2 separate regions of the Mus musculus genome follow, and region 2 is linked to region 1. Evidence: chromatin contacts called from ENCODE Hi-C or POLR2A ChIA-PET data. All regions are on one chromosome and are shown on one strand. The core of a region is the stretch at or near the end of the contact, and the rest is flanking DNA. Distances in the headings are between cores, read along the strand shown.

Evidence for each region. A loop is a pair of places that touch in the nucleus more often than their neighbours do. ChIA-PET counts read pairs that join two places held with the same protein, here RNA polymerase II (POLR2A).
Region 2: POLR2A ChIA-PET joins it to region 1 with 26 read pairs in embryonic stem cell. The contact joins the promoter of Gli1 here to the promoter of Ddit3 in region 1. A Hi-C loop is called at or near these places in 2 of 37 maps with a recorded cell type or tissue (heart and regulatory T cell). POLR2A ChIA-PET finds 5 or more read pairs at or near these places in 4 of 5 experiments (Patski and embryonic stem cell).

What each region holds. Positions count from the first base shown.
Region 1 is chr10:127,288,506-127,293,875 of GRCm38, reverse strand. It overlaps Ddit3 (DNA-damage inducible transcript 3), which reads right to left and starts at 3,083. Exons shown (of 4, transcript NM_007837.4): 1 at 2,985-3,083; 2 at 117-164. It overlaps Mbd6 (methyl-CpG binding domain protein 6), which reads left to right and starts at 4,858. Exons shown (of 13, transcript NM_001347171.1): 1 at 4,858-5,167.
Region 2 is chr10:127,338,903-127,344,363 of GRCm38, reverse strand. It overlaps Gli1 (GLI-Kruppel family member GLI1), which reads left to right and starts at 2,785. Exons shown (of 13, transcript NM_010296.2): 1 at 2,785-2,805; 2 at 3,046-3,159.

The DNA of each region.
Region 1 (5,370 bases), core at 1,834-4,333:
GAGAAAGACATGGTCTGACAGCAAAAGCTTGTTCAGATGAAGGCCTTGTCTAACTCTCCCCCAGCAAAGCAACATGAGCAGCATTCGCAGCTGACTGAGAGGGTGGCCAAGATTACCTGCTTTCAGGTGTGGTGGTGTATGAAGATGCACTTCCTTCTGGAACACTGTGGAGAAAAGGAAAAAACAGTCCTTTACCTCCAGCCTCCTCCTAGCCCTTCTCTAGATCCTTTCTAACTCCTCCTAGCCCCTCTCTAGATCCTTTCTAACTCCTCCTAGCCCCTCTCTAGATCCTTTCTAACTCCTCCTAGCCCTTTTCTAGATCCTTTCTAAAATGGGTTGTGAGATGGTTTCTTTGTGCATCCCTGGGCATCCTGGAATTCTGGAACTCAACAACTCTGCAGACCAGGCTCCAGTTCTTCTCTTGTAATACACACACACACATACAGAGGTGTGTGTGTCTTGCAGCGGGTGTGTCCCTGAAGCCATTTCTTCTCTTGTAATACACACACACACACAGGCGTGTGTCTTGCAGCGTGTGTGTCCCTGAAGCCAACTCCAAGGACAGAGGCAGGCTTAACTTTATTTTTAGTTGCTGACATTTGCCGTCTTGATTACATAATAGCAAAGTCCTGGCCAACTAAGTTTTCTCTAAATCCCAGATAGACCTCAAGTCCGCCAAAGGGAGACAGAACTAGAGGGAAGGAAGAGTAAACTCAGCAGTGCTTGCTCAGATTCCATCCCCCCACTGGCAGCCTCAGTGCAGACCTGCTCTGGGATCTCCAGCTCCTTGGCAGTGTTGAGCAGGCGTTCAGCTTACATGAAAGGCCTTTCCTACCAAGGCTGTATAGTTCTTACTAAATGGCAACTCTAGGTGCTGAAAGCCAAAAACTTTGGTATCCTTGATGCCCCTTTCTCAGATACCACAGCTCAGCCTAAAGCACTGACAACTTTAAAAGTACCCCAAACCTAAGTATTTCTCATTACTACATTATTTCCAGATGCAATTTTTTATTTTTCATTTATTTATTTTTTTGGTTTTTCTTGACAGGGTTTCTCTGTGTAGCCTTGGCTGTCCTGGAACTCACTGTGGACAAGGCTGGCCTCGAATTCAGAAATCCGCCTGTCTCTGTCTCCCAAATGCTGGGATTAAAGGCGTGCACCACCACTGCCTGGCTCCAGATATAAATTTACCATACATTTCTTTCCCTGGATTATTTTGGAAGCCTCTTTGAAATCTCTCCTTTCTTTCTTCCTTTCCTTTCCTTTCTTTCTCTTTTAGACAGGGTCTCACTATGTAGCTTTTGCTGTCCTGGAACTTGCTTTGTAGACTCTCTGGCTTTGAATTTAGATCTGCCTGCCTTTCAAGTGCTGGGATTAAAGGCTGTGCCACTATGTTCAGCTGAGACCTCCTGTTTCTATTCTTGTCTTTTACTTTATTTTCACGGCTGTGGGTTGACCTAGGGTCCTCTACATACCAGGCAAGCAGTGTACTATTGAGCTACATACCTAACCCTTTGTTTTTGTATTTATTTTGAGTCAGGGTCTCATAATGTAGCCCTGGCTGGCCTGGAGCTCAGAGATCTGCCTCTCTGAGTGCTGGAATTAAATGCATGTGCTATGATCATTCCTCTGCTCAGATCCCCCAATGGCTTCCTGTTTCATGATTGTTAAAGATTAGCATCATGAGGGTGCTTGCAAGGCTCTATGAGACCGGCTGCTTGAGTTTCCTTTCATCACCCTCTCCTGCTTACTCTAGTCCTGTTCCTAAAGATACCGGCATGGCATGCTTATCTTAACTCTGTTGCTCAGCCTCTCCCTTCTATAAAGCTCTAACACCGGGGCTTGGCTCACAGGCTTGGCTTCTGATGACAACCTCTAGTCACCGCCCTGAACTATTCTGCCCTGCTTTTGTTTTTTTTTTCCCTTTTGCTTTATACTGAAATGTAAGTTTTATTGAGAACAGTTTTATCTTTTGCTCCTAATATACCCTGGGTCCCCAGATACTTGGTACATAGTGGGTGCTTATTAGGCATTTGTTAGGAATGAATGGGGAAAAAGCCCCTCCCCCAAGTTCCCTTATAGAGAATTAAGCCCACTGAGCCTAAAGGCAGAGCGGAGCTGGCTGTCTCTGGGGACTGCAGATGCAATATTGCCCTGAGTGTTTCTCTGCAGGGTTGTCCTCTAGGGAAAACTCCCTTGGTCTTCCAGTGTGTGGGACCTGGCTTTCATCAGCAGAGGAGCCCCAGGCCTGAGGGTGCAGAGACAAACAGTGGGCTGGCCTGACGCAATGGTTACACAGTTTAGTTAGGAGACGGGACTGAGGAAAGAAGCAGAGATCAATCAGCCCTGGGAGAAGCAGAAGACCCTGGAGAGATCCCAAATAATTTCCCATAGTTAAAGAGATCCAGGCTGCTCTCTTGTATGGAAACCTAGAAACCTCTGGGGAAAAGGGAAAAACCCATCTATGCTCCTCCCACCAGCACCCCCACTCGCAAAGATCTGTCAGTCTTCGCGTTCTCTTGAACTTGAGAGTCAGCTACTAACGTGGCCATGTTGGCCCCTTGACTGAGGCGCTTCAGCTTGAAAGAGTTGGGGGGAATGAGGCTGGTGAAGAAAAGGCTGAGACAGCCAGAGTCCCCGACTTTGGGGGTGTGTCCTGCTGCCCCGCCTTTCCTGCGAACTGCCCAGGCCTAAGCTGGCCCGCAGTTCGCACTACAGAGACAAGTTCCCGAAGGCAACCGGAGTCCCTCTGCAGAGTGGGGACCAACTCGAGACAAGGGAACGGGAATGCAATCGCCCAATGCAAGAGAGGGCCTGTAAGCACCATTCCTGAATCAGGGATTCCCGGCCTTCACCCTTCCCAGTCTACAAGCTTACAGTGGAAGGGGTGGGGCTACATCCTCCAGAACAGTTGTCTCCAACTTTATAAAATAGCTATGCTGGCCAGGATGGGAAGGTAAGGGTTAGACGGAGCCAGTACTCGCCTCTCTCCTCAGGTTCCGGCTGTTATTCTGGCTCTGTCGCTGCCACCCGCTCATCTTCAACATGATATAATCGACGTGTTAGGCTCAAGATAACTGACCTCAAGAGCGGAGAGCGAGTATCCTTTATGCTGTCCGGCCCCTCCTGGGGGGGGGGCAGGGTCCAGGAGCCTACCAATCAGAAAGCGGCACGCTGGCACTGGCTCCGCCTCATCCCTTACATCCGCCACTCAGGAGTCTCACGGCCCCACCCCCATCGCGCCCTCTGGCTTGAGAGTCTACGTTGTCTCGGACCCGGAAGTGGCTTTGGGTCACGCGGCTTCGCGGAGGAGGTGAGTGAGTCATGCGCGCGCGCGGAGGAGAGCGCGGCGAGGGAGGGGATGGGGGGGCGGGGATGATGCAATGTTTGGCAACCGGTGTCCGCGCGCGCACGCGCAGGGGACGTCGATGGTGGTGGGAGGTGCGGGAGGGGGGCTATGGGGGAGAGAGGAAAGAGGGCGGAGCGCCAGCTCCCAGTGTCCAACGGCCCCAACGGCTGTCCTTCCTGAACTTGTCTGCCCACCTCCCATCACCTTTAACTTACTCCTCCATGAAAGGCTCCCATTTTCCCTGGCCCCTCCCAGCTAATGGGCACCGGGGCTCTGGAACCTCTTTAAAGTTTCCAATTTGTTCACCTGGATTGACATCTCCTCGAATCTTTTAAGAGCTCTCCTCCTCTTTTAGCCTTCTAATGCGTCCCAAAGACTGAGTTCCTTGATAGTCCACCCGCTTCTCTCAGAGAGGCACCTTTAACGCTTGTTTCTGAATCGTCCATTACGTGCTAGGATTGAAGTTCTTTACAGAGTGTAGATTGCTGCCTCCTCCTCATCCCACCCCTGCTTTGTGTGATGCTCTTACGCCCTTCACTAAGCCCAGTATCCACCCTCTTCCTTCTCCGAGATAGCGAGTCCTGTGACTCCCTGCTGAGGAGCTGGCCTCCTGCCTCTAGCTGTCTGAGTTCACGACCTACAGTAGAGCCTGGGACGTGCATGCACTTGAACGCATGATTGCCCTGGACTGGGTCATCAGAGGAAACACAGATTCTAGTTTAATTTGTCCAAGGATTCTACCTTACTCATTTGTAAATTAAACAACGATAAAGGTAAAAAGCAGCTCTGTGGAGAAAACTTGAGTAAAAGTAAAAACATCTTGCAAAACGTATTTTTTTTTTTTTGTGCCATGAAAACAGAGGCCATGTGGTGGCCTATTACATAGTCTGTCGTAGACTCAAGAGGGGCAAGCCAGAGTTTAAGTAGAAACTGAACCAAGACCGGTTGCTATTGGATGGTGCGACGGTGACAGGTCCTTGGCCAGACTGCTCCTTCGCTCCAGACCTTCATTTCCCCTTCTGTTAGTAGAGGTGGGGGGTGGGTTGGACCAGATGGTCTCTCCTGGCCTAAAGACAGACCAGGTTGTCAGTGACAGGCAGAGGTCATGTGACTTGACAGGCTGAGGTCGTGTTGTGACATGTTGACCTGGAGAGGCGGGTCAAGTCTCTGCACACTACCCGGGAAGCCTTTGGGGCGGGGCAGGGCAAGTCGCGACTTTCATCTTTTAGGGCTGGCCCCTCCCGGACCTGACATTCCTGACTCCCCCAACAGATTGTGGCTTCGGAAGGGGCCCCTCCCGAGGGAGGACTGGGATTGGCCACCAGTGGCCTGGGAAGAGGCCCAGATCCTTCCGCGGAGGGCGGGTGGGGGGGGGCCGCGTGGGGTGTTTGTTCTCTTGGGGATTAATGGGGGGTTGTGGGGGAGGGGTAGGCGCGCTCCCGCATGCGCACTGCGTCCCCTCCTGTTGGCTCGCTGCTGTCCGCTGGGCGGGGGCCCGGCCCCGCCCCTCTCCCGTCCGGGCAGCGGCGGCGGCGGCGGCGGCGGCTGCGGCGGTGGCGGCGGCAGCGACGGCGGCGGCGGTAGCAGCCTGCGCGGTGCCTTCTGGGAACGGAATCCCCAGGGCTGCCCCTGGCCCCTATGGCGCATGCGCGGGAGGCCGCTCGGTGATCCGCGGCGGCGGCGGCGGCGGCGCTTCCTGCTAAGACCGGCCGGGGCCGTACCGGAGGCTCGGGCTCCACCGACCCACCTCCCACCCCCTCCCACTCACCCTCTGGGCCGCGACTGCGCAGGGCGGGGCCAGCCGAACCATGGGCCGCGGTGAGTGCGGGGCCCGGCCCCCCCGCCCCTCCCCCTCCCTTCTCTCTCCTCCCCTTCTGTCCCTACCCTCTGCCCCCTCCGCGTCCTTTCGGCCCCTTTCCCTGGCCCCATCCACAGCCCCGCACCCTCACCTGCCCCCGCCATTTCTCCTCCCAAAGTGCCTGACTTCTGCCTTCCTGACCTCGCTCCCTTCAGTGCTTCGC
Region 2 (5,461 bases), core at 1,536-4,035, 51 kb before region 1:
AGTGTACTTACATATAATAAATAAATAAATCTTTAAATAAATACATTTAAAAAAAAAGAATTGCCATGGTCACCTCAATAGAACAGTGCCTAGACAATCCTGAAATACATCCTCTGCCATGGGTGCACAAAATGAATAAACAAAATGAAAAGGTAAATTAAAACTTTAAATAGAAAGTAGAAAGATGTGCATAATAGTACATGCCTTTAATCCCAGCACTGGGAAGACAGAAGCAAGGGCATCTCTGTAAGTTCAAGGCCAGCCTGATCTACATAGAAAGTTCCAGGTCAACCAGGACCAACATGGAGAAACTCTGTTTCAAAAGCAATCATCCAATCAGGGGCTGGCAAGATGGCTCAGTGGCTAAGAGCAAGGACTGCTCTTCCAGAGGTCCTGAGCTCAATTCCCAGCAACCACATGATGGCTCACGATCTCTCATAAATCCACTTTCAGAGGCTCTGACCTTACTCTATGACCTCCTCAGACACCAGAAATGCACGCAGTATACATACATGTATACATACATGCAAGACATTTCTACATATCAAGTAAATACATAATAAAAACTAATTTTATAAAAATTACATATACGGCTGAAGAGATGGCTCAGCAGTTAAGAGCACTGACTGCTCTTCTAAAGGTCCTGAGTTCAATTCCCAGCAACCACATGGTGGCTCACAACCATCTGTAATGGGATCTGATGCCCTCTTCTGGAGTGTCAGAAGACAGCTACAGTGTACTCATAAATAAAAATTACATATATATCTCAAAACAGGGTTTCTCTGTGAAGCCCTGGCTGTCCTGGAACTCACTCTGTAGACCAGACAGACTCAGAGATCTGCCTGCCTCTGCCTCCCGAGTGCTGGGGTTAAAGGCGTGCGCCAGACAGCCTGGAAATAAAACAGTTAATTTTAAGTGAATACAGGAGAAAGCAGTCTTGTGGTTTGTGCTTGTCACCGAAGCACTGGGGAGGCTGAGGCCTGGACAGCTGTGAGCCTGAGCTCAGCCTGGGCTCCTGAGTAAACTCTGGGTCAGCCTGGACTACTGAGTAACAGTCTGTCATCAAAACACAAAAGCATTTCCCTTTCCGCAGAACTCAAAAGGCTCCAAAACTGTCAGTCTGTGTAAGACAAGTCACATGACACGTGTAGAACTCTTTCTCTGTGGTTACTGGTCTGGCCTGGCTGTGGGTACCTTGTAAATTTCATGGATGTAACTTGTCAGTTATATGGAGTGTTGTCCCTTATCTGTTTCTACTGTGACTCCTTGCACTTGTTAGGTCTCATATGTGTCCCTGTCTTCATCTTAATTTTTTTTTTTTTTTTTTTTGGAGACAGGGTTTCTCTGTGTAGCCCTGGCTGTCCTGGAACTCACTCTGTAGACCAGGCTGGCCTCGAACTCAGAAATCCGCCTGCCTCTGCCTCCCGAGTGCTGGGATTAAAGGTGTATGCCACCACTGCTTGGCCCATCTTAATTTAAAAACAAAAAACAAACAAACAAAAAACACTTACTTTGCAGAGCCAAGAAGGTGGTTTAAAAACAGCGCTATGGCCTGAGAGATCTGTTTAAGGGAAGACTCTCTCTCCCCACCCCGCCATGCTTTTGAGTCTTTCTCAGGTGGGAAACTGAAATAGAGGCCCTCTCTCTGTGTCCAGTCACCATGGTAACACAGATTCAAAGAGACAGGGTACTCCCCTATCACGAACTACCCAAGGGGCTCGCAATCTTCCCTGGCGTGCCCTTCTGTTTCTTTGAGCTCACGCAGCTCCCTGGGCATCCGATTGGGCTTTGGGGACAGGAACCTGTCAAATTTCCTTAAGTTCGCCAGTGCAATCATTTCCACTCCGAGGGGTGCCATGTGCTAGGACGACCAGCAGAGGGCGCGAAAAGCCTTAAAGAGAGAGGTGTGGAGGTGGCAACTGCGTCCAGAATTTGGAGATGGAGAACGGAGTTTCTCCAGAGAGGTACTCTACACAGAGCACCACTGTCCTCAGTGATCTGTGAATGCACATTCTGCACTTAGAACTCTAGCCCGTGTTCTTCCTTCATGTTCCATAGGTCGCACCCCCTCCCCTCCTCTACATCAGTCAACCCAACTTCTTTCTCCCAAACCCCAACTCTCCAAATGCTCCACGTTCCATCCAAAGAGTGAGGCTGGCCTACAGACCACGACATGGGGAAAGCTCAGTTACGACCAATGAAGCCGAAGACCGAGGCTTCTGGTTTAACTTTCTGGGTGAGCTTTCCCCCCTCCCTCTCCCGCCGCGCAATATTTTCCTCAATGTTTTCCTGGCTCTGGTTCAGAGCCTCTTCGTGGACAGCCGATCCAGGGATCCGCGCCGGGATTTACTGTCCACCAAGAGCAGCGTGTTCGGGCGGGGGGGGGGGTAGTAGGCAGTATAGGGTCCCTCAAGGGAGGGGGAGGATCCTGGGGGTCCTGGGGGTGCCATAAGCCCGGCACCCCCTCTCTAGCTTCTATCCACCCAGCTCATCTTCTAGAACGGTCCGAAGGAAGGATATACGAGGGAAGTGAGCGGGAAGAGCCGTAGCGTGCGGGTGGCAACAGCGAGAAAAAGTTTTTGCAAAGGGGAAAAAAAAAGTTTGCGCTTCTCGCGGGTGGTCCCGGCTCGAGGCCCGGCGGGCTGGGCCGGCGGGAGGGCTGGGGGCCAGGTTGGGAGGGTGGGGTGGCACTGAAGCTGCGCTGCAGTGGCCCTGTGACCCCCCTCCCCGCCACACACCTCCCCCCCCCCCCAGCCCAGTTTCCAGCCCTGGACCACGCATCCCGAGCACCGCGCCCCGACGGAGGTGAGAGGGGGGCAGGCGGGAGACCACCTGGGAGCGATGGGGGAGGGGCTGAGGAGATGCTCTGACGCCTAGGGACTCACCCTATCCCAGAAGGAGACCTGGGGCTCAGAGGCAATATGGGGTTGGGAGAGTTTGGGGAGAGCAATTAGGAAGTTTGGGTGTTTTCTTGTTTTGCTTTAATTTGTGCCTTCTTTTCTCTGCATCCCCTTCTTTTTTTCTGACAATCTGTGTCTGTCCCAGGTCTCTTTGTCCGCGCCTCTCCCACATACTAGAAATCTCTCCCTTTCTTGAGGTTGGGATGAAGAAGCAGTTGGGACGGCCAGCTGGAGGTCTGCGTGGTAGAGGGAACTCCAGGTGCGTCTCTGAGCGCCGTTGGAAGACGTCAGTGTTTCTAAGACGGGACCCACCGCAAAAGAAGGGAGCGCTCAGTGGGGTGGGAGTAGCGGTGTGCCAGGCAACAGAACCCCTGAGGGCCGGGCTGGGATTGGACTCCTGACCTGTGGCTGTGACAGATGTGCACATGGGGTTTAGGGGCAAAGGAGTGGGTTTGGACTCGGGAGGAGGCTGGGTGGGTTTCCTAACATGCGGTGTAGGCCGTAGAAAATCCCTAGGAATTCTGGACTTCTGAGTTCCCAAAGACTGTGGGCAGGGCCCCCGAGGAAGAGGAAGAGCTGGGGAGACCTTGTTTTGACCCTCTGACCTCAGGACCACCGGGGCAGCTGAAGCCAGGCGCCGGGAGACCCCTACTGGGGCAGAGCGGGACCACTGGCTACTGCCAGCTTGTGTATCCCTGTTGGCCCCCCGCCCAAGCGGGATCTGGGGACCGAGGCCCCTCCTCTGGCTCAGACCACCCTGCCTGCCCTTGCTCCCCGCTCTGAATCCTCTTTCAGGCCCCATGACCCTGAAACAATCAACCCAGGACAGTTAGCTTTGGGAACAGCATCAAGGAAAGGAAACTCCGTAGAGGCCGAGGGTTTGGGGCATCCGGAGAACCAGGGACTTTATGGTATAGGTCTTTCCTTCCAGTACGGGGAGAAAAGATGGGCAGTTTTCTTCTGGGAAGAAAGTTCGTGAACGCGGGTGATTTACCCTAGGGGGGCGGGGTTCAGAAGGACCCCCCTCCATTATCTCTCTGGGCATCCCCGCCGGACAGACGTCTCCGACTCACTCTTGACGTCACTAGGGGGTTCCCGGGGGTCTATAGGGGTTAACCCTTAGGAAGCCGGCGGAGATACCCAGGAATCCAAGGTGTCCTCTCCGCGCACACCTTATTTACACAGGCACTTCTTTCTCTTAGTTTCTGGTTTCTTTTTTCCCACTCCACTATAGGGACCCCACTTTCCAATAGTGCCTCCCCCCCCCCCCCGGGCGCTACTGCCTGCTTTCAGGATGCGCTGAGAGAGGGAAGAATGTTCCACCCTTCACCCCCCCCCTCGCTTTTCTGGGCTCCCCAGGCGGGCGGGGAAGCTGAGCCGTCTGCAGCCAGAGCCTGCGGCGGCGACTTGGGTGGGCCGAGAAGGCACGGGGGCGGGGAAGGCGGGACCGGGAAAAGGGGGTGGGGCCGACTCCAGGGAGTTGGGGAGAAGGGGTACGTACGTAGAGGACTCTAGAAAATAGACTGCGAAGATGATTCGGGTCTTTGGTAGGCTAATTCTCATGCTCCCATCCAGCCCAGAAAACCTTTACTGAAACTGGAAAAGTTAGTAGTATGAAGAGGGAGGCGTGAGTGTAGGCGGTGGCTCTCGGTGAAGGGGGCTGTCGCCCCGTTTTTATCCTGTCTCTTGGAGCTCTCGGGCAATGGAACAGGAAGAGTGACAACTTTGAGGGAACTTCTAGTGTCTGGGGGTCCTTTACAAGTCCTTCCCTTCCCTTGAATGAGTCACAGAGGAGAGAGGCGGGAGATGTGCCCCCTCATCCAGCTGCCAGCCAGCTGTGCCCCCCACCCCCACGTTAGTGCCAATGTCGAGCTGGGAGGTCTTGGATGCGGGATTCGGGTCTCGGCTGGAAAAGGAGGAGTTAGCAAAGGTAGCCCGGGCTACAGCACTTTGGCTGGGTCGTAGGGTCCGGGTTCCGTTCCCCATTTTACCCCGCCCTCACCCTAAATCCCAGCATCCCGGGATCACCCACCGCGCCGGCCGGCCCGCTCCCAGTGGTTCTCCACCCCACCCCGCCCCACCCCACCCTCCGTTCCCGGAAGGCTGAAAAACCTGGAGTGGAGTAAAAACTTGTTGAGGGAAAGCGGACCTCGCATCAGCTCCTCTCTCTCTAGCCTTGAGGACTTCGTTTTCTCATTCCCATTAAGACTTTCCTGACAGCCCCTTCCCGATTTCCCCCAAAACCAAACGGGATAGGTAAACCCAGAGTTAAACCGCCTCAGAATGACTTTAGCTCTCATCCTTTTTACTCAAAAGTCGGGGAGACGCTCTGCTCTGAAGTCTTATTCCCTCCCACACATAGTTCTCTGTCTGAGGACAGATCATTTGTGTTCTCTTCTGGCCCTACCAGTCTATCTGGACTGAAACGAGGTCTCCCTCTAGTGGACACTGGAGAGATTGCTCATGAGCTCTGCTCTTGGGCATGAGCCGGCAGCCCTGGGCATGAAGTCAGACCTTCCGTGTGTTCCACCATCACACACCTCAAAGCTGGCCCATGGCCA